Regions from separate parts of the Homo sapiens genome. Here regions 1 and 3 are each linked to region 2. The links are chromatin loops, found by intact Hi-C in ENCODE. Cell type or tissue: IMR-90. All regions are shown on one strand. Region 1 holds the start of GNG11 (G protein subunit gamma 11). Region 2 holds the start of LOC124901812 (a long non-coding RNA gene). Region 3 holds the start of MIR4652 (microRNA 4652).

Region 1 (8,000 bases), 170 kb after region 2:
CAGCTGCCTTTTTCTTTAAAGGGGTTCTTGTCTTCTGGAATTCCCTTTACTAGAGGATCCTCTCCAGAACGTTCTTCAATATAGTTCTTTATTTCTTCAGAACATTTAGACACCTTAAGTATAGAAAAAAAAGAGAATACATTAGGTTAGGGTTGTTTAAACTTTGTCCCTACGCCTTAATGAAATAAGTATAATTGAATACAATAAGTTTTTAAACATTTTTTTACATTTACATATATATGTGCATGTGTGTGTGTATATATTATATATATAATACATATATAAAATCTGGGCTCTGCACTCTAATATTTTTATTCTATTACTATACCTATGATGCAACCTATGTAAAATATATTTCTTACTGTTGGTCGTTGGTCAAATTAAAAAATGTTTGAAAGTCACTGCATTAAATAAATCATCTCCAGCAGTTTTTTTCCATTGTGTCTCATATGATTTCCTTCCTCTGCTAAAATACAATTATGCCATGTCTACAATATTTTAGGAACTGAAATATACTCTTATTTTAATTTTCCATGCTAGTGAGCAGGTGCAGTAGTAGATAATCCCCAAATGTTTTGGGGTGTGTAATGCCACGATTCTCACTTATGGGTGTGTGCCATGTTCTGAAATTTCACGAAATGATAGAAGCTTTGGAAAAAGCCTGATTCTGGAAAGATTGGAATTGTCCAAATATCGCACTCTGTGTTGCTCCTCAGAATTTCTTCCTGCTGCATGAGGGCAATGATCATAATAAAAGACTTATCTGAGACTTATTAGGCTTATCTGAGAATAAATTTTTTTCTGAGATGGAGAAAAAATTGAATAGTGTCTTCAAAAAGTCTATTCTTAAAAGAAGAGTTTCTTCAAAAAGTCTATCTATCCTTAAAAGACAGGTTGCAAGAATGAATTAAAAAAAGAATAAAAACAAAAGAAAAGAAATTAGGGTTTTAATGAAGGCCTGTATTGCTAGTAAGAAATTTAAAGTAAAAATTACAGAAGTACCAGCAAATTTAATTTAATTTAATTATTTATTTCTTTTTGAGATGGAGTCTTGCTCTATTGCCCAGGCTGGAGTGCAGTGGCAGGATCTCGGCTCACTGCAAGCTCCGCCTCCCGGATTCTAGCCATTCTCCTGCCTCAGCCTCCCAAGTAGCTGGGACTACAGGCGCCCACCACCACGCCTGGCTAATTTTTTGTATTTTTAGTAGAGACGGGGTTTCACCACGTTAGCCAGCATGGTCTTGATCTCCTGACCTCGTGATCCGCCCGCCTTGGCCTCCCAAAGTGCTGGGATTACAGGCGTGGGACACCGCGCCAGGCCGCACCAGCAAATTTAAATGGAGACCTATGAAAACTGGGCAAATGTTCCCATTGAATTAGTAATCTAAATTAGTAACCTCAAACTGTTTTAACGGTTACTACTAAAACATGTTTGCATGTGTATCCCAAAATGAATATAATTTTTAACTACAAATAAGTACAGACACTGCTTTGTTAATACATCATGCAAAATTATAAAACATAAACTGGAAATTATAAATGGGTGAGGTTTAAAACTAAACAGAAATAGCAATGTTAACATTTTACTTCCACACCCCAAATGATTATCCTCTGCAAATCAGTGTGGAAGCCTCTGACCTCAAATTGAAAACTAGGTGATGTAGTTGTGTGACTTAAAATCTGGCAAAATAAAATCTTTCAAATACAATTCTTTCAGGTAACATTTGCTCTCGTTTGTTGACATTCAGAGTGCATGCATTTTAAGTGAATTTTTAGAGTTGATAATGCACGTGTCATAATTTAGGGTCTGTCGTCCCAGGTTAATTTCTCAGCAAGATACATGCTCCCTACATTGAATCTTTTCTTACAAGGTTTTTTCATTAGGTTTCAGAAGAGGTCTGTAACCTCCAAATGTGAGTAATTGCTCCTCTGATACATTTCCTTCCATAATCAAGAGGACATGTTTGATAAACATTTAACTACAGCCAGAATGCAACTTGCAAGTTTTGTCTGGGCCTAAGTTAAGGACTGAACACGTAGCCCAGATGTTAACTATTTATTGACTGAATAATGGACTGGGAATGAGAAGAAGAATGTTTTAGTACCTGCCCTATCACTATCTATCTCTGTGGTCTTAAATGTGGAGCTAGTTAGCCTTTGTGGGACTCAAGTTTTTTTTAATCCTTAAAGTGAGGGAGATGAATGATCTCTAAACATTCCAATGCTTGCCTAGCAATAATAATGTATAATTCCAAGTGTATAATCAAATGTCTTAATATTATTGTTGAGATTTAGATGCCTCTTTCTGTATTTCCTAAGGTTACATATATCCAAAGTTTTTTCTCCCTCTGGCATACACTTGAGGTTTCTGGAGGTGGGAAGTTGATGCCACAGGCCGTGTCCTAAAGGGTCAGGCTGGCTAGCAGGGAGAAACTGCTAATGAATGATACAGTCAATTTTTACATAGTCGGTTGCATCCACATCACTTAACTTAAAACTCTGAGTAAGTAGAAGACGCTTGTCTTTTTTCCTAAGTTCTACACAGTGATACCAAATATTAAGATATTAGAACCTTGCATAGACAATGCTGTACTTCAGCATATGAAACTCTGTTTAATATGTAACTCCTAAGGTTTATTGTGTGAACATATCTAAGTGGCCAGCACTTGCTGTACTGGGAACTTCGCCATCCATAAAATGGGTCCCTTAAGGTTTCAAGAAGCGTGCTTATTGATTGGGTAGTGTAACTTCCTTTTTTTCCCCTTTAAACGCGTTGGTGTTTTTAAAGCTACAAACCCTTAACATGATAGAAGGGACAGCTCATTATAAAAGCTAGGAAGAGCCGGGATTTGGATGTGAAAGGTTAAATTTGAGAAAAGAAATATGTAAAAAGTAAAACACAAAAATGCCTGCATCTTCTAATCATCACTCAACAGTGAAGACTCTTGCCCTTAACAGATTTATTATAACTAGAACAGGAAGGCAAGTGAGCATATTATAACGCTTCATTTCCATTGTTTTTCTTAATTTTTTCTAGTGCTAAACCATAATAAATAAGATCAGTTCAAAATTTTCTTGCTGAAGAGGAAAGGTTAATTATCTTTAAACAATATCTATTCAAAGACCTTTCCTAGTCTACAGGATGCCTGATTGAGTTAAAACAGGAAGAGGGATTAGTGTCTGAAGGAAGGTCTTGATGACCAGTAAGAAATTGAAGTAAAACTTATAAAACTCCCGAGACGTTTCAGTGGAGAATATTGAATACTGGGTCATATGTTCTCAATGAAATGGTAATCTCTATCAATAGTCTCTAAAACTTTAAAATTGTGATCACTAAAAAAATTTTTCATATGCACCACAGTGTATGTATAATTATTTATAAATAAGTACAGATACTACTGTATTAATCGCATACTAATAAAACATAAAGTGAAAATTATAAAGGGATGAGATTTACAAATAAATATAGAAATTCTAATATTTTGTTCCCAAATTTCGGTGGACTGTTCTTTGCATATCACTGAAGGCCACTGGTGAAATTCAAAATTAAATAATGTACTTGTAAGACTTTAAAATACGGTTTTAGAAAATTTCTTTCAAATATCATCCTTTCTAGTAGTGTAAAAGATCAAAGAACCAAGTAGCTATCCGCTTTTTTCCTACAAGTGAGTTTTGAAAAACAGCTGTCTAATGGAAAGCAAGATTTCTTGTCTATTTTCCCCTTCCTAGGCATCTTAAAAGTTAGGACATTTGGCCTTAAATTACTTATCAGATCCTTGCTCCCTCCTCTACCTCCTAGGATTTCCCCACATCAGCTGGCAGTCCCCAGGCACTGCCAAAGGGTGGTGAGAAGAGAAGCTACAAAAAGGGGGAAAAATAAGCTAAACTATTTGCTTTACTGTTACTAAGCAGGAAAAATCGGACCCTGCTTCATTTCAGAGAAGGAAATATTCCGGAACAGCCAACTTACTTGTTGTCTCTGCAACTTCACTTCTTTGCGAAGCTGCTCAACTTCCATTTTCAGTTTTTCCTTCTCTGGCAAATCTTCGATGTGAAGGGCAGGCATTTTCGCCCCAGAACCGGGCTCGGGCTAGCTCTGGCAGCGGAGCCGCTGGAAGAGCGGCGAAGCTCGGCGCGTCCCGAAACAACTGAAGGCCTGGCCCGCCGCCCACCCGCGCAGGATGTGACTGCAGCCCTGCTGCGGTCCCCAGCTCCCCGAGGGCTTGGCTTTCTCCGGGACGCTTGTCACGCCAGCGTGCCCCAGCTTCCTAGGACCTGAGAACTCTGCCTTTTCTCAAGTCCCTGCAACCCAGGAGGCCTGCCCGGGTGCTAGATGAGGGTTAAGTTTGAGACTGGGTCCAAGCAGCTTCCCGCTGCTCAATCGCCCAGCAGGGATGCTGGCCACGGACAGGCCCTGACTCAGGACCTGCCACGCCCGCGGGGGACGGCTGGGCTGGGGCTGCAGGACTGGGAACAGCAGAAGTTTTACTTTGTGTTCTCCGCGCACCCCCGCTCCTTTTTTTTTTTCCGTTTCCAAGTCACATCCGGGTTTTGTTTGTGAAGCTAGGAAAAGGAGTACACTACCCAGCAGGAAATAACTACCCTTCACCTCTCAAAGAGTTTTAAAAATATGCTAGATATAGCTTTTCCCTAATTACATACATAGGTTGTTGCAAAAGTAATTACTTTTCTCTAATTACATATATAGGTTGGTGCAATTAGTTTTGCACCAACGTAATAAATGCATAGTGGAGAATGCGGACGCTTAAGAAAAGGCTGAAAAGAAAATGAAGCTTAGCCCTAATCCCAGAAATACCCACCAGTGTTCTGCTCATTTGTGTCCATCCGGCTTGTTCGAGGCCTAATATGGGTTTATACATTTTGGGCGAGGAGGGGGCAACAGGGTGTGAATATCGTTTACAAGTTGCAAGAACATTTTCTATTATTAAATAATCATCTGCATCCTCAACAGCAGCAGAGTTTGTATTTTTTTTATTTTTCCGGGGGAATGTTATGTAGAGGGGTGCATCAAAGGATGATATAAGAGAAGACAGAAGCAGGAATCTTAGAGTTCTTAACCGAAAGCCTTTCTCCACTCCCCAACCCTAAGTTTTGGGTGACACTTGACACCAAGGATTTTGAATTCCTGGCTCCTGAACCTTCCTGGATGTAGGCAGTGGATTCATTTAGTATTAGTTTCTCCACTTTCTGGCAAGCACTATTTATCTAGCTGTTGCTCTGGAAAGCCAGGAAAAGTGTCCGATGTGAAAAAAGTTTACATGCAATAAAACTTTCCCTTTAACTGTAACTAAAGTCTTGTTGATGGTGGTCAAAAGAGTAGAAGAAAAATCAAACATGAATGTAAGAAACCTTCCCTAGCAGTTGGATATTTCTCTTTCTTTCCAGAGATAACCTCCTGCCTCACAGAGTCAAAGGCAAGTGAAATATTAACTTAATATTTCAGAGTAGCTGACCCAAGACACCCATGACCATTCCCTGTTTAGGAAGCAGGAGTTTTTGTTCGTTCCTAGTTTCTTACCACGCTCCGCTCAACCTCAATGAATAAATTAGAATGAAAAAAACAATGAACCACTTAATGAATACTCCTGGCGTGTAGTTGCAGCTCTGCCACAGGCCATCACTGAAGAAGTCATTTAATTTTTCTTAGTTTTGGTTTTCTAATTTGTAAAATGTATAGTAAGGCAGGGAAGTAGTGAATCAGCTAAGCTATGTTGTGTCTCTAATTGTGTTGGTATGTCTATATATGATAAATCATTTTCACAAAGAAAATGTTTAAGAGCTTCACTTTCAATATTTGAAATACCAGGGTTTTCCAAGCTCAGAGTAGTTAGAGCATCTACTGAAGTTTACTTGTAAATAAGCAGGGAGACTAGACAAATGTCCATATCTGTCTTGTGCACTAATTCATTTTTAAAATTTTCTATTACTTAAATTTAAAAGGTTGGTCAAAAATACCTTAAATTAGTGAAAGTAATCAACGTGAATGTGGCCTAAATTAAATAGGTTCAGCACCTAAGTTAAATAAATTGGTTAAATAAATTATTGTGTTTTTGTTCTTTTTTTTGTTTTTTTGTTTTTTTGTTTTTTTTTTTTTGAGACGGAGTCTCGCTCTGTCGCCCAGGCTGGAGTGACTGGCACGATCTCCGCTCACTGCAAGCTCCGCCTCCCGGGTTCACGCCATTCTCCCGCCTGAGCCTCCGGAGGAGCTGGGACTACAGGCGCCCGCTACCACGCCTGACTAATTTTTTGTTAATGTGTGTTTGTTCTAAGTCATAAAAATATAATTATTTTGGCTTTGAAGTTTCTTTCCCATGAAATCATCTAGTTGCTTAGAGGGATAAATACTTATAAGCCCATATTGGTTCTTTAACTTTTCCCATCGTATTATGAGACGTATTAGAAACAAAATACTTGTTAGTCTTTTTTATTGTTATTAAATAATTCATATTCTAATATCTTAAGTAAATTGATTAAACTGAAGTGAATTGCAAAATGTTGAAATTGCATGATCACACAGGATTCTGAAAAAGGTTTTATTGTTGCTGGTTTCCTGTTTGTTTGTTTGTTTGTTTGAGACGGGGTCTTGCTCTGTCACCCAGGCTGGAGTGCAGTGGCGCGATCTCGGCTCTCTGCAAGCTACGCCTCCTGGGTTCACGTTATTCTCCTGCCTCAGCCTCCCAAGTAGCTGGGACTACAGGCGCCCACCACCACGCCCAGCTAATTTTTTTGTATTTTTAGTAGGGACGGGGTTTCGCTGTGTTAGCCAGGATGGTCTCGATCTGCTGACCTCGTGATCCGCCCGCCTCGGCCTCCCAAAGTGCTGGGATTACAGGCGTGAGCCACCGCGCCTGGCCCTGTTTGGTTTTAAATAGTAAAATGATGAGAATATTTTTTTTTAAACAAAAGGATGTGTAGTCTTCTATGCCTAGACACCGAATTTACCTCCCAGAGAAGAACCATGTTAAGCAATTTCTCATGTATACTTGCAGAAATAGTTTATCAGCAATATTCAAAAATTTTGAATAAATAAATTTTAAAATTTGTTTAGCTGTGTCCAAATGTTTTGTTAGGTTTTTACTTATATTTTACATAGTACCCCGGTAAAATTTATTTTACAAGTAGTATGAGTAGAAACCATTCTTTAGTAAAAATGACAGGTGCAACCAGCAATGAACTTTGATTAATTAGCCCACTGTCGTTTCACAAATGTTTTATAGAAATTAGTTAATAAAAATAAAAGTAACCATTTTCACTTTTAAATTATAAAAGAGTAACAACCATGAAATTTTTACTTTGGTATGCAAAAATAGGAAAAACAAGGTTTTGACAATTTTTGTGATTTGTTATGTTGTTAAAAATCTATATAAAGAAAAATAAAACATTGAAGGCAGTTAAACTGGAATTGAGCTAATACTAACTTGAACTCAAAAAAGATCAGGATTCTGGTCTTATTTTATCTTGTGATTTTTGCAAGAAACACATTATTTCTGCTTTTTTATTTCGTGTAAGTAAACTAGGTTACCTTTCAAAGTCTGCTCTTCTAAAATTTATAGAGTGACTTTGAGAGGCCGATACAGGAGGATCACTTGAGACCAAAGGTTCAGGAGTTTGAGACCAGCCTAGGCAACATACCGAGACCCCGGTCTCTACAAAAAAATAAATAAATATAAATAAATAAATAAATAAATTTAAAAAGTGCATAGTAACTGTTTTGACCATTGAAATTATGGTTTCTTTAAAGAAAGTACACTTCAGACGCTCTTGGTTCATTTGATATTTGTTTTAATCTGTTAAAACAATCATGAGGCAATTTTCAGGAGCTCATTTGTTTCCTGTAACTACCTACCTAAGATTCCTTTTCTTTTTTTTTTTTTTTTCTTGGGCAGGGGAAGGAGTTTAACTCTTGTTGCCCAGGCTGGAGTGCAATGGCGCGATCTCTGCTCACTGCAACCTCCGCCTTCCGGGTTCAAGTGATTCTG
Region 2 (8,000 bases):
GTGTCCCTATAAGGTAAGAACTCATTTTATTATCCTTATATAGATGAGACCAGACCAGTCAACTTGGTGAAGTCACTCAAAAAGTATACGGGGAAGCTGGCTTCAACCCTAGGCAGACATGCCGAAAGCTTATTTCCTTAACTTTATTCCTGTGTTCCCTCCCTATAATCTTTATTCTATGCCCTACTAGTGAAACATACACACTAATAAGCCACAGGATAGGAAGGCTGTCAGCAGAGGACTTATTCTATTACTTTTCCTCCTTGATAATGTGAAAAACTCTGATGAAAAAGGGCTGAACAAATTCAAATCCTCACTATACCAAACTTCCTTTTAGAGATAACTGGAAGAGAAGCATCTCCACTATTACCCAACTTGCTCTTCTGGTGTATCTCTGCACATTTTTTCCTTCTCTGACAACTGGAAATTTTTCTCTGCCAAAGACTACCTGCCATTTACATTCATTCATTGTGCTCTGATAAAAGGACATCATAGCTTTAAAGTGACAATTCCACCAAAATAACCTTCAAAGAAACCATCCCAAATCAAATGCATATAGATCTCTGTCTCCCTGCTCCTTATCTTAAAATGAATATTTGAGAAGAAAATCCTTTTGCTACATATTCCCTGGGAAGGAAAATGGATTGCACTTTCCATACTTGAGGCAGGATTTTTGATAAACTTTGAGATATTTTGGTACTTTATGCACCTGTCACTTTCTTCTGCCATGGTAGTTTTGTTTTCTGACAACTCGTATATTGATATTAAGAGGCCAGTGGGAAGGTGACCTAAATAGGGAAAGAATTTCCTAAATGGTACTTGTGTTGAGGAGCGGCTTCTCCATAAACCCAGTTCATGGTGGAGGCCTTAGGAATAAAAGGGCCCTAAAACTTTCCTGGTGCTCAATTCTGTATTCCTCTGTCTCCATACAATGCAGTTGAGAAAATCTGTATGAGCTGGAGATTGGATAGAATAACCTGTCCATTTTGCTGTATTCAGGAACAGAGAGAAAGGGAGACAGAATGGATGCCTCAACGTAGAATTACAGAAACGTTAGTAGCTTAGTAATTAATGGTGAGATTTTGGGAGTTTTATTACCAGTTTATATTATTTTTTAGGATTCACATTTTTCTAAAGTGGGTATCTATCATTCATATTAATAATTTACAAGCAAAAAATGAATAAGATACATAGAAATAGCCTTATAGGACATCTGCAAAGAAAGGGAAAACTATATAACTCTAGCTTGAAAGTATCCCTCATTACCAACTAAAATGGTACAAAATGTTCTGTCAACCACAGGCAATGCCTCTGAGAACCTTGGAATGGAGAAAGGGAACAATGTCATCTGCACTCAGTCATGGAGGAAACAGCTGGACAAGTCAGCACAGGGCGGAGGTGACCGGTGGAGGCGACTAGGACTTCTTCAGGTACCTGGAGATCACTGAACGCTGGCCTTCCAGACCCCTTTACACCAAGTGCGCTATCCTGAGGGAAATGGCCTGCCTGAAAGGGACTAAATGAGTTTGGCCTTCATGCTCAGAGAGGCACAGCAGAAAGTGTAGGAGGAGATCAGGGTCTTTTGCTGTTTGCTGTCTCTCTACTACCAATCTCTGAAATGCCTTTCTTTAAAAAAAAGAAAATGAAATATCTTTATTGGCTTGGATTTTTCTAATGACAGAAAAGAGAAGTGAGGAGACAAGATTGGGAATTGAGGTCAGAGAAGCATCCGTGGGTAGACGTTGCATTGTGAGGCGACGTCGGGGATCTACTGATTAGCCGGTCTGGCTGCCGCTCTCCATCCACACAGGGCATTTGGCCACCCATTCCTGCTGATTAAGGGGCAGTGTCCTGGCAGCTTCTGATAGATAACTTGGTTGTTTTGTTATAAGGAGCTTTATTTCCTCAGGATGAATTATGAAGATTTTTCTTTTTGTTGTTTCAAAATAGGGCTGTCTTATCTGAGAATGTGTTAATTAAAGTTATCATGTATTACCTTGTTTCTAGTCCTACACATTTGATATGAACAAATTACTGTTTACAAGACAGCTTCCTGTACTTAGAATAGCAGCTGTTGTTACTCCACCAAGAAGAGCTGCCCAGAGGGGCTAGGGCATGAGGAATAGGTTTGGAGACAGGAAGAATAAAGGAATGTTCAGATCTAGCTCGAGGGCAGGCGGGACACTTGTGGTGGGATGGTTGGGTCCACTTCGCTTTCTGTTTTGCCTCCTAACCAATCTGATGTTATCTACTCACGGACCTCCATTTTCCTGGTGCACTCTTTTGGCTGGCCCTCCTGCTAAATCTCTTTGCTGGCTGAACCTTAGCCTTCCCTAGCCACAAGCCAATGAGAAAATCACTACCTCTATCTCACTAGGTTGGAGCGTAGCACTTTGGGAATGGAAGCAACAAGTCCTAACCTCACAGTCAGTCAGGCATTCAACTCAAATACATGATCATTTATTCAGGAGGCATCTGCTGTGTGCAATGGCTTTGGGACAGCACAGAGAGAGATGCAAAGATGGAAACACTGTCTCTACCCCAGTGTAGTTTAGGACCTGTCTTGGGAAGAAAGCAATTGTTTCCAATAACAGTAGTAAGAACAGCAAGAGAGATGCAGTGATGTAGAATGGGAAGGAGATTCAGAGCATTCTTGAGTGAGCTGCTAATTGGAGGGCTGAGGGGATTGTGACTTCATCCTTTGCATCCAGGTGCTGCTGGCGTGTCTGGTGCACAGTGGGTGCTCTGCAGTGTTTGCCAAGCCATTATTGAGAAGGGGTATCCAATGGTGTGCATACCCCTTCGAAAGGGCTTACTAGTCATGTGAGGTGCTACTAGAGAGACAAGTTAAGGTTTTGAATGAGAGATGAGAGTTGGAAGAATATTCTAGTGGAAAAAAAGAATATGAGAAACAGTTCAGAAACATGGAATCCCTGCTCAACTTCCTCTGCTCACTGCCCCCGGCCACTTCATCCAGGGATGTTGAGGACAGATTTCTCTACAGGTAATTGGAAGCAAGACTTACTTGGAGAAAATAGTTTCATTGGTCTCTTGTCTCTGACAGTACTCACAAAGCCTCCTTGCTTGTTTGCTTCCTTCCCTTAATCCCATTCTTTCATTCCGAACCTTTCTACGTCTCCCTTAAGTCCTATTTTCTTTTTCCCTTGTTCTGAGCTCCCATCACCATCTTTATCCCCTGTCAACCAAGGAGACAGGGCACAGGTGCAGTTACCAGGTCACCAAGCTAAACAAAGGGCTTTAGAGTTGGTCTTTTTTGTGACTGTCCTGCCTCCCTCTAGGTATTTATCTCTTTTCTGTGGGTAGCATAACAGAAGCTCAGAGAGTTGATGTGCCTGCAGCATGACATAAGTGGAAGTCACAAACATTCATTTTCCACTTCTTTATTTTGCCTTCTGAGTCATGGTGCCTCTGCATAATTTAAACCTTTTCTCTCCCCACTGCCTTAACCCCTGAAAATCTGCAACAAGTTCACATGCATCCTTAATTCTCCACTCTAGAATTTCAAATGGAAGTTTTAAACAATGTTTTGGCTTCTTGTGAAATCTGAGAATCCAGTGTATGTCCTTGGTCTTACAATAAAAGGCTGGTAAAAGTCCTTTTTTTTTTTTTAACTTCCTCTTTCTCTACTCTATTGTCCAGTTTTGGCTTTCCTATTTTCCCTCATCTTTGTAAAATTGCCTTCCAGATGTCTCTTCAAATGACTTGACAGCAGCCCTGTTATCTTCTAAGAGCCTAAAAGCACTTTGGCTGCTTTAGAAAAATGTGTTTGTTTTTTCTTCTTATTAGGCAGCATCTGAAGTCTCTCTGAAAACACAAGAAAAGAATATACAGAGAACCTCCCAGAAACTGCAAGTCCCATGGAAATTAAGGCCATTAGTGTTTTGTATAATAAACAGTCACCTTTGCATTTAAAATGGACTATTTTGTTTTGGATATAGGTGGAGTAGGATATAAATGTATACTTCCTTGCTTCTTAGTTTATCATAGGAATCTAAGAAAAGAACTAAGGATAAGAGAAAAGGAGGAAAAAAAGACAGCTCTGCTGCTTTTATCTCAGGTTATTTCAGAAAAAACAAAATGATAACCCTGCAAAATTCTCAGCACTCTTCACTTTGGTTCCACCGCTTTCAGTGGGTGACTTGTCTGGAAAGGAATCTCTTTTAGCCTTCCTGGCTAATGAGCCATGGCAGATAATGCCACAAGGTGTCACTATTGCTAAAATCGCTCTCCACCTACAGGATCGATTGCGGTTATGGTTATGTGAATGTGAATTAGATTTCACTTTTGTTTCTAAATAGGCTCCCTGGGAGAGGTACTTTTTGACTGGCAGTGTTCGCTGCCTCCTTCACTCCAAACAAACAAACTATGGCTTTGGCTAAATTATCTAGTGAAGCTCAGATTTCTAATATAGAATTGAGTAGGAGATAATTTCTGTCTTTCCGGGTAGAAAACCTTGGTATAGCTGAGTTTCAGATGCAGCACTTAGTAGGTACGCAACAAAAGTTAGCTCCCCTAACTTAAAAGCGAGGAATGGAGTTGGAAAGTGTGCATGGGGAAGAGGGTGGTAACTTTTTGAGGCCCCTTTCTTTCTTTTTCTTTTTTTTTAAATTGGATTTCAAAGCTGCAAAAATATCAAACACAGAGGTCTGGTTGTTGTTAACAGCTATGCCATAAAAAAATGTTTAGGAAAAGCTAAATACTATAGCTTCCTCTTACATAATCACCGTATTAAAGTCTCTAAGAGGTCCTGCTATAAAGAAATCTACTTAATTTTCTTTACAGTTTCTCAAGTTTCTTTGAGCAAAGAACATATGTGTATATATATGTGTGTATATACACATACACACACATTTGTGTGCATATACATGTGTAATATATTTATATATGTGTGTGTGTGTATAATTATTATTAACATCTAAATTGAAAAACTTTAGTCTTGTTTAATTTTTGATGTACGTATGAGAAAATAGAAACCTAGACAGTAAGGTTTGGTTCACAAAACACATGTCTTATTTTAGAACCACTACTGTGTTAGAACTGGCTTGTACCAGCTCACAAGAGCCAGCTATGCTCTTCTCTTCCCAATTCTGTGTTTGATGATGTCAGGTTGATAGCTTGAAATCAGCCACTGTGGGAATATTTACACCACAGAAATCAGCAAACACTACAAACCATTTTTTCTTTTTTTCAAGAGAGTAGGTTTACCAGTATGCTACTGTTAGAATCTAGCTGTTCAGATTCCCAATACTACATTCCTGTGATTTTTCAGTTTCTAAGGCACTTTGAAAATAGTTTGGCAAAGAAATGACAAAAACTCCTACTACTGTTCTACTATATGTAAACATGTGTGTGGGGGGTATAATATATATGATGCCTATATATCATCTATAATATATGTCATTGCAGGGAGAAGCAGAATATTTCCCTCATATACTAGGAGATATTTCCATTTTCCAGCTGGGTTCTAACTGGCCAGACCACAGTCAGTCAAATTTTAAGATGGAGAAGGAATGTTTGCTAACTCTTCAGTATCTCTTTTAGCTCAACTCTGATTTCTGGGTAGCTTCAGGGGCCAGATCAAATCAGTGGCTCTATCCATCCCACAGCTGGCTTAAGATGGCTTATTTTATAGACCCATGGAAGGCAGGGGTTCAGTGACTTCCAGGTGTTTCCCATCTGTTCTAAAAATAACTTTTTCTTTCTTGAACCCATCTGTCTATCTACTCTATCTATCTATCTATCTATCTATCTATCTATCTATCTATCTATCTATGTATCTATCATCTATCTATCTATCTATCTATCTATCTATCTATCTATCTATCTAGTTTATCATAGGAATCCAAGAAGAGGTATCCAATGGTATGGCTTTAACCAGATAGACCAATCACTAGACTATATATATATATATATACACACACACACACACATATATATATATTCAATATATTAACTCCTCATCACTGATATATATTAATCAATATATATCCCTCACTGGAATACCTGCTCCATGCCAAACACTACATTAGCTATTTCTCATCCCCAGTTTAAGTCTTATAGAGAAAACTGAAGTACAATGAAGTTGAATAACATTTCCCCAGTCACACCACTCACAACCGTCTGCCAGACTTTAAATGCTATGACCCTTCCCTTGAGCCATTTAGCCTTCCTTCTGTATAGAGAAAGAGGGGCAGAAATGATCTGCCTGGCAAGGATATTCTTGGACAAGAAAATATACCAGAACCAAGGAAGAAACCACTCTTTTGGAGAGGCTTCTATCAACTCTCTAAACTCACATTTCCCTAAAATAGGAGGTTGGAAATGGAGAAGTTCCATGCCTTGTGGGGGAATATTACAAAAATATGTTGGGAGACATAGAGAGATTGCTGCAGTTGATTGTTGGGTTCCGGACAGAGAAAATCTAGAGAAAACTAGAAGGTTAAAGTAGTTTTTGCAAACAAGTTTGGGTGTTAAGCCAGAATGACAAGCTTCTTCATGCTTCTTGGGAAATGGCTTCAAATCATTCATCAGTGTTTCAGTCATGACAACATTAACAAAGGCTCTGTAATTTGCAGTGCGATTGCAAACAGAAAACATAAAAAGCACATAACCTGTGGGCTGTGGCATTGGCCCTATCCCGTGGGGCTACTGGGTTGTTTGTGGGTGCTGTGGAGGCTCAGTGCCCAGGTATAAGAGAGTTGGAGACACTGGTCTGTCCTTTGCTTATGCCTCCAGCTCCACTCTTAGTGGCAGTGGTTATGAGAACCCAGAATTGCAATAAGACCAGCTAGGAATCCCTGGCAGTGATGAAGAGGACCTGACCACTCCAGCTGCATAGTTTTTATTATTATTATTATTGGTTTGCAGGATAAAGCTCTGGAGCTATGAAATCACTTTTGCATTCAGGCTTGGATATTCAATTTGTGTTCGCTATGGTCTACTGGTGAACTTCACACAGGTTTTTCATCTTGAAGAGTTTATATATTTTATTGATAAATTTGAATTCAATGCTACAAAATTTGAACTTGAAATCATATCCTATGCCACTATTTATGACTCAGATCAGAAAGGTGCCACTTCTCTACGACAGAGTTCAGTCACTCATGGTCAAGCTTCCAGAATCAAGCCTTCATCATTTGAGCATGGATGAATTGAATATCTTTTTAAGCACATTGTATGTTGGTTTTATAAACTGGTTGCCTGTGTCAAAAGATCCCTGTACTGAATAGTATGCTGTAGTGGAAAGGTCAGTAATGTAATCTGTCATGATCACAACTCCTTTCCAAAGGGGTTCAAGAGTTATTTACAGGTGATTGCTTATATAGTTGGCCATGTTTTGTACCACATGACATTGAATTATTCTTCCACACTAGGCCCATGACCTGTGATCAGGTCAGAATTTGAACATGAACACCTAATTTCAAACTGGTCTAGAGTTGTGTGCCATGAACAGTGGTGGCAGTGTGGACTTTGGCAGCTGTAGAATAATATCTGATGAAAGAAGTGGCCAAGAAGAAAAAAATATCAAAATGTGGCCATAGGGTTCTTCCACCATGACAGTTGCTGCAGCTTGTGGCTCAGCACTGGATTGGTCTCATGGTGGACAGGCCTCCTAGTGAGCCAGTAGATGGAAGGTTTAACTCATGCACTCAAATAGTAAGAATCTACAAATATCCCTGAATTGGGAATGAAAGCGTTTTAAGAATGAAACAGCATGAAAATATAGAATCTGATAGAATCTGAAGTTTAAATAAAAAGTAAGTAAAATATTAAATAGAACAGTAAGATCTAATATCCATTGGTGTTATTAAATGCAATTGATGATCAAACTTTCACTGCCTACTATTTTATTTTAGACCTTGAAAAGCATGACAGATTCGAAAGTTAATTATGAAAAGGGAGGGAAACATCATCACAGTCTTTGTGTGCTTATCTTTATCCACCACAGCAGTTGATTAGCACTGCTTTATCTGAGGATG
Region 3 (8,000 bases), 370 kb after region 2:
ACACATAGAACCCTGAGGAAGGAGTAATCAGATTCATGTAAAAAATGAAGAGAGGAAAAGGAGAAGGAGTGTGCACTGTTAATTTTGGAACCCCAATTGGGATAACTCATCAATGCTCATCATCCACTAGCACGAAGCCTCATGGCTTTAACCATCATATATCCATGTGGTAGTTCCTTTGCCTGCCAGGATACGTACTCCAACCCCACACTCTATTACTTTCTCCCCATATCTAGTCATCCTTATTGCCTCACTCCTCTTAACTCTTCCATTCACCAAAATTTCCCCCACCTCCTCTCCTTTTCTAAGCTAGACTTGCTTCCTAGCCTCATTTTTAGAATTCTCCTTTCTCAAACGCCTGTTGCTGAGAAGGGAGAAGATAATCTTTAGTTTTGGAGGAAGGAGAGGTGGAAAAAGTCACTGAAATGTTGCAGTCTCCTGGTGGCAGATTATTATTTTCTTTCTTTCCTTCTGATAGTTACTTAAATTTTTTTTTAAATGTGTATTTTTAAGTCCTTTATTATGCTCGAAGAGTTTTTAAATTTTGTTATGTTTTTGTTCTAGTGAGGAAATATATTATATTGTAAAGTTAATTTTAATTATATTATCCCAATTTAGGAAATAATTTGTGAGTTTGTTTTCCTTGCTTGCTTGCTTACGGTAATTTGTGGGAAATATGTCATTCTATCACATCGATTAATTAAATATCCCTGTACATTTGTACATAGTAAAAAAAATTACTGAATAAAGCAAATATTGAAATGTCACACCCATTGGAAACATAGCACTACTATGTCATAATGATAAATCTTTTCCATACCTTCACTGGATGATTCAATTCGATTATTTAAGACAATAATTCAACATCAGAAAATTAAAGAAAGAACCAAAGTGATGACAGTAAATGCTTGGTAATGATTAGTGACTCCTTGCCAGCACACAGATTTCATCACCCGCGTAATTCTTATTTAGCATGGACCCTCTTCCAAGTTATTAGGATTCCTCAGTGATATTCAAATTGAGTAACAAAAGAAATTGGCTCAGTTTATCCTCTGTTTTTATCACTGCAAGCCTAGACATAGTGATTAATCCAGAAATAGCAATTATTTCCTATTTTCCCTAAAAATAACACTTAGAAGCTGGGCAACTCAGCTCTGAGACTCAGATTGTGCAGTTTGACATCTGATGATTATAATGTCTGCTGACCTCAAACTGTATTGTATGAATTACATAATAACCATGCATACAAAAGAAAGCAGAAATCATGAGGAATATTATAGTATAAAATCATTAATGTTATTTTCTTAATTTCTGCAGAAGTATCTATGAACCTTAACTCTGCTTATAATATTTTTGCCATAAAGTAGAATTTCTTTTCATTCCATACAATACCTCAATCTTTTCCTTTATAGCTTTCTTGTTATCACTCATAGGAAGTTATTTTGCTGAAAAACTATGTAACATTCATGAATAATTTATCTTAATTTTTTTCAGTCTCTAATATTTAATTCAGCTATAATTTTGTTATAAGGTATGTAACTTAGTTATCAAAAATATTTTTCCCTGGCAAATAATTCCTCAGTTGTCTTTTGAAATGGCAACGCCAAAATTGCTATCACCATTTTACAGATGAGTGACAGTTACTCACAGGGCTAAAGTGATAGACAGTGGTGTGGGCACCAGCTCAAACCTGCTCTCAAGAGGCAATTGCAGGTAGCATTTCTGAACTCCATATTCAACAAATTGGATATGATGGAAATACACCATGAAAATCAGCAAATACTACAAGCTTTCAACTTTCCTCCCTCCCTTCCTCCCTCTCTCCATCTTTCCCTCACTCCCTTCCTCTCTCTCCCTCTCTCTCTATTCCCCCCTCCCTTCCTCCCTCCCTCCTTCCCTTCTTTTCCTTCCTTCCATCCTTCCTTCCTCCTTTTCTTTCTCTTTCTTTCTCTCTCTCCCCATTTCTCCCCATTTCTTCCTTCTTTTTCTTTCTCTTTCTTTTGGTTCCCTCCCTCCCTTTCTTTGTTCCTTCCTTCTTTCATTCCTCTCTCTCCTCATTCCCTTCCTCCCTTATTCCCTGTTCTCCTCCTCTCCTTCCCTCCTTTTCCTAGGTTTAAGGGCTTTGCAAGTTCTCTTTAGTGCACCTGGGTTGACCTGATTTTGTTGTTCTCTACTATGTGGTTTGGGATGTGGTTTCAAAACTCATACCACCGCAACTTATTCATTCATAAAGATCTCTATTTCATTTGAGTAATCATTATGACTTATTGTAGCACTGGAGGACTGAGGAGTGCTTTGGGGCCAGAGGTTGGGTAATACTTAAGAGGAGGTGTTGTCAGCTGTTTGTTAGAAGAGAGACTTGCTGTCTGAAACTCAGTGAGTTGTTGCCTACAGGTCAGTAGCAAGGCCAGGAACATGACCTTGGATTTAAGATTTTCTGTCTTTTCAATGGAAACAATATGCTGACCATTTCTTTCACTTCGTAATCCTTCATCACATAGTCTCCCTTCAGAAGGTCTTCTCAACCACCACTGACATTGATTGCAAAGATTTTTAAAATTCTCATCACTTTTTCTCTCTGGTCTGACACTAGGGGACTGCTTGTTTGGCCTTACTCAGCCTAGTTGAGCTTATATTGAGGTTTATACTCTATTAGATGAGGGGATGGGTTAACAGAACAAAATAGTTCTGGTTAGTTAGTTCTATTAACCAGTCCCCTCGTCCAATAGAGTCAAACGATTCTGAATCACTGTTGGCCATTATCACTCTCATCACTACTCCAGTCTGACCAACTTTTGCATAGTTATATATATAGTATGTAACTTAGTTATCTAAAGTATTATATATATAATATTATATATATGCATATATAGATAGATAGATAGAGAGAGAGAGAGAGAGTCTTTCTCAGTTGTCCAGGAGTACAGTGGTGTGATCATGGCTCACTGAGGCTTGGATGTCCAGGCTCAAGCGATCCTCCCACCTCAGCCTCCTTCCTGGGTAGCTGGGATTACAGATGTGTGCCATCACACCTAGCTAATTTTTAGTAAAGACAGTCTATGTTGCCCAGGTTGGTCATCAAGTTCTGAGCTCAAGGGATATTCCCACCTTGATCTCCCAAATGCTATGATTACAACAGGCCTGAGCCACTGCACCTGGCCGCAAAGCAATCTGTAATTGTTACAGCTTACCCTGTGAGGTGTAAAGTTGAATTGGAGGTGGGGAAGAAGCATCTCTGACAATACCCCACAGCTTTGTGTAATCCCACAGCTTCTTGCACAAGAGCTTGCATATAGCTGGAGTTCAAGAAATATTTGTGGATTGGATGGATGTACAAATGAATGACAGTAAAGAGGCTACATCTGACAAGGGAGGAGGAAGCTGGGCAATGAGGATCCAGGGGACACCAGTAGGGAGGTACGGATAAATCTTTGAGATGGGAGAAAGGAGAGGCTGAAAGCGATAAGGATATAGGAAGCCCGATGCAGGCAGAGGACAGAATCCAAAGAGTTGCACACAATGCAGGTGTGTAAATGTGGACATTTAACAGGGATGGCATATTTAAAGTGGTATATTTTGAGATTTTCACTTGTTTTCTTTTCACTACCAACAAAGCTGAGTGTAATGATTAATTCTTGAAGATGTCTAAGCCAGGAAAGGGAAAAGAAAGTATTCATAACTGTCAAACAATGAATAATGGACATTTATTTGACAGTTCTTGAACATTAAAATTGAGCTAAGTTCTACATTATAATATGAAGTAGTTATAATAGGCATATAATATGTTTCCAAACATTATATGCCATTACTATGATGTGAAAATAATACCAAAGATCAGTACTTTCAACACCTGAATCACTTTGTGGTTGCAGTGCGGCAATTCTATGTACTGATTGTCTCTGAGTTTTTAACAGTGTAAGATGGTATAAAAGTCATCCATGATATCTGTAGTATTATCCAACTGTGTGTCTCACCAGCTGTGTAACTTCAGGTTAGTCCTCACTACCTCTCTGGGTTTAAATTTCCTAATCTTAAAATGAGGTCCAAGCTGGAAAATCCATCAAGTTCCTTTCTGGTCTAGCATTCATTGATTCTAGGATGTAAGATTATGCCGCGTAAATATGGACAAGACTTTCTTTTTCATTCCCCTCTTTCCATGAAGACAGGCTCCTTCTCTCTTCATAAACCATGGACTTATCCTAGGTCAAGGCTTCCTGGTCCACAGGAGACCCCTGGCGGCCACCCTGGCGAATTCTCTTGATAGATGTTACCTCCCGCAGTTCCGAAATCTTTAGAGGGTTTTTGATGCCCTAGAAAGCTTCCTATCTTTGAACTCTTAACACCTACAATTGGGTTGATACTACTTTGAGTAATCTTTTTTCACATATGCACAAACCTTTCCTTTTCTCTTACAACCCTTACCCCAAGAAAATATTTTTTCTTTTCCCTTTACTCTTTAATTTCCCTTCCTGTTTTATTTCTGAAATAAAATTGGGTGATTCTTCTTTCATTATTTAAATGATTTCATTTCTAAAAAATGTAATAACTTCTTTTCTGATTACGCAAGGAGAAGCATGCTTGTTGTGGAAAATTTGATAAGTAATAAGAAAATAAATTAGACACAATACAGGCATACCTCAGAGGTATTAGTGGGTTGGTTCCAGACAAATGCAACAAAGTGAATATTGCAATAAAGCAAGTCTCATGAGGTTTTTGGTTTCCAAAGTGCATAAAAAGGTTATATTTACACTATACTTTAGTCTATTAAGTGTGAAATAGCATTATGTCTAAAAAATATATACTTTAATTTAAAAATACTTTGCTGCTAAAAAAATGCTGATGATCATCTAAGCCTTCTGTGACTCATAATCTTTTGGCTGGTGGAGGGTCTTGCCTCAATGTTGATGGCTGCGGACTGATCAGGCTGGTGATTGCTGAAGGTTCTGATGGCTATGGAAATTTCTTAAAATAAGACAGCAATGAAGTTTGCTACATCAACTGATGCATCCTTTCATGAAAGATTTCTTTATGGCATGTGATATTGTTTGATAGCATTTTACCCACAGTAGAACTTCTTTCAAACTGGAGTCAAACTTCTCAAACCCTGCTGCTGCTTTATCAACTAAGTTTGCATAATATTTTAAATCATTTGTTTTCATTTCAACAATGTTCAGTATCTTTCACCAGAAGTAGATCCCATCTCAAAAAAATACTTTCTTTGCTCATCCATATGAAGCAATTCATCATTCACTGAAGTTTTATCATGAAATTGTAGCAATTTAGATACATCTTCAGACTCCACTTCTAATTCTAGTTCTCTTGCTGTTTCCACCATATCTTCAGTGATTCCTCCATTGAACCCTTGAGCCTCTCAAAGTTATATAAGAGGGTTGAAATCTTCTCCTAAATTCCTGTTAACTTTGATATTTCAGCTTCTTCTCATGAATTATGAATGTTCTTAATGGCATTAGAATGGTGATACTTTCTTGAAGAGTTTCAATTTACTTTGCCCAGGTCCATTGGTGGAATCACTGTCTATGGCAGCTACAGCCTTACACAATGTATTACTTAATTAATAAGAATTGAAAGTAAAAAATACTTCTTGATTCATAGGCTGTAAAACAGACGTTGTGTTAGCAGGCATGAAAACAACAATAATCTCCTTGTACACTGCTATCAGAGTTCTTGGTTGACTGGGGACATTTGTAAATGAGCAATAATATTTTGAGAAGATTCCTTTTGAAAGGAATCTTTTTTTCTGAGCAGTAAGTGTCAACAGTGGGATAAAAATATTCAGTAAATCAGGCTATAAATAGATGTGCTGCCATCCGGGCTTTGTTGTTCCATTTATAGAGCACAGGCAGAGTAGATTTAGTGCAATTCTTAAGAGCCTAGGATTTTTAGAATGATCAATGAGCATGGGCTTCAACGAAAAGTTGCCAGTTGCATTAGCCTCTAACAAGGTAATCAGCTTGTTCTTTAGAACTTTGAAGGCAGGCATTGACTACTCCTTTTTAACTATGAAACTCCTAGTTGGCATCTTCTTCCAATACTATATAAAGCTGTTTCGTATACATTGAATATCTATTGTTTAGTGTAGCCACATTTATCCATGATCTTCGCAAGATTTTCCAGATAACTTGTTACAGCTTCTACATCAGCACTTGCTGCTTTAGCTGGCACTCTTATGGTATGGATACTTTTTATTTACCCTTTAACATGATAAACCAATATCTGCTAGCTTCAAAATTCTCTTCTACAGCTTCCCCACTCTCAGCCTTCAGGGAATTGAGGAGACTTAGGACTTTGCTCTGGATTAGACTTTGGCTTAAGAAAATGTTGTTGCTGGTTTAATTTATCCAGACCACTTAAGCTTTCTCCATATCTGCAATAAGCCTGTTTCATTTCATTATTCATGTGTTCACTGGAGTAGCACTTTTATTTTCCTTCAAGAACTTTTCCTTTGGATTCACAACTTGGCTAACTGTTTGATACAAGAAGTCCTTCAGCCTATCTCAGCTTTTGATATGCCTTTTTCACTAAGCTCCATCATTTCTAGCTTTTTTATTTAAAGTGAGAGATGTGTCATTCTTCCTTTCACTTGAACACTTAGAGGCCATTGTAGAGTTACTAATCGGCTTAATTTCAATATTGTTTCTCAGGGAATAAGGAGGCCTGGGAAGAAGGAGAGAGATGGAGGAATGGCTGCTCAGTGGAACAGTCAGAACACACACAACATTTATAGATTGTGTGCCATCATTATGGACACAATTTGTGCTGTCCCAAAACAATTACAAGAGTAACATCAAAGATCATTAATCTTGGATCATCATAGCAGATATAATAATAATAATAAAGTTTGAAATGTGTGAGAATTAACAAATGTGACACAGACACAAAGTGAGCACATGCTGTTGAAAAAACAGCACCTATAGGCATGCTTGACACAGTGTTACCACAGACCTTCAATTTGTGAAAAATGCAATATCTGCAAAGTACAATAAAGCAAAGGACAATGAAAAAAGGTATGCTTGCATTTTTCTCTAGATCTATCCACTGGAAATATTTCAGGATATTTTCTTCTAGATTTCTTTTAAAATATGTATAAATAACTTTCAATACACAATTAGAATTATGCTACTTTTTTTGTTCTTTTTAACCAGAAAATTTTCACCTAACACTTTACACTTTAAATTCTAAGTATTTTCTAATGTTAGCATTGCTTTAAGTCTTTATCTAATATCTCAAGTCTAATAAAAATAATAACACTTATCTAGCAATTACTATGTACCTAGCACTATTCTAAGCACTTCACATCGGTTATCCCATTAAATCCTCAAAATCCAGGTGACGTGGACACTGTGTTTTTCCATATTTAAAATCTTAGAAATGGAAGGAGAGAGCTGTTAACTAACTTGTTCAGGATAACACCACTAGCAAATTCTAAAGTTGGGATTTGAGTCCAGAGGACCAGCTTCAGAGTTTGTGCAACGAATTATTACATAAGCCCCGCTTTGTTTATGTTTCCCATGGTTTCTACGTCAGAAATTTCCTCTCATAAAGATAAATTCAACACATAGCTTGTAGATTTGTACGCTATTCTTTAAAAATTAATCCCTTAATGCATCTGGAATTTATTTTGTTGTAAGGCATGAGATTAAGTATTTCCTTCAAACCATTTGGTAACTAATTTATTCATTCCACATTAAGTTGTTGCCATAAGTCAACATGTGTCTGTTTATTAATTTCCCTGCCCAGAATTGTGTAAAGCTCATATTCTTTTAAAACTTTTAATTCTACAAATGTTTAAATCTATTGTCGAGGAAGTTGACTAATCATTCTTCATTTTTAACATTTTCTTAGGTCTTTTCATCACTTTATTCTACAAAATAGATTTGGAATTATGTTGTCTACATCCAAAATAGGTCTTTGATTATAATTTCATTAAAACTATAAATTACTTGGGAAGAATTAATACCTTTAGGCTATTCAGTGTTTTT

What was found. Hi-C counts contacts between places; a loop is a spot of excess contacts. Peaks named below come from ENCODE experiments on the same cell type or tissue, not always from the same donor. Only the 100,000 strongest peaks of a DNase experiment are listed, where the experiment ranks them.
Region 1: it touches region 2 in a loop (4-fold over the local background); 3 of 110 quality-filtered maps call a loop at or near these places.
Region 3: a loop joins it to region 2, with 10 times the contacts of the local background. A loop is called at or near these places in 21 of 110 quality-filtered maps.

What each region holds. Positions count from the first base shown.
Region 1 is chr7:93,918,204-93,926,203 of GRCh38, reverse strand. It overlaps GNG11 (G protein subunit gamma 11), which reads right to left and starts at 4,469. Exons shown (of 2, transcript NM_004126.4): 1 at 3,971-4,469; 2 at 1-113. The coding sequence starts at 4,066. The region is part of intron 1 of LOC105375402 (a long non-coding RNA gene); the gene reads left to right. RefSeq lists an enhancer at 4,232-4,867. In IMR-90, no CTCF peak of the experiment used is centred here; DNase peaks (open chromatin) are centred at 4,123 and 4,413; H3K4me3 peaks cover 3,909 bases; H3K27ac peaks cover 2,995 bases.
Region 2 is chr7:94,084,173-94,092,172 of GRCh38, reverse strand. It overlaps LOC124901812 (a long non-coding RNA gene), which reads left to right and starts at 2,372. Exons shown (of 2, transcript XR_007060642.1): 1 at 2,372-3,004; 2 at 3,808-3,935. In IMR-90, a CTCF peak has its summit at 4,220 (motif pointing right); a DNase peak (open chromatin) is centred at 4,222; H3K4me3 peaks cover 256 bases; H3K27ac peaks cover 370 bases.
Region 3 is chr7:93,711,656-93,719,655 of GRCh38, reverse strand. MIR4652 (microRNA 4652) reads right to left here and starts at 2,728; the gene lies at 2,651-2,728. In IMR-90, a CTCF peak has its summit at 4,227 (motif pointing left); no DNase peak of the experiment used is centred here.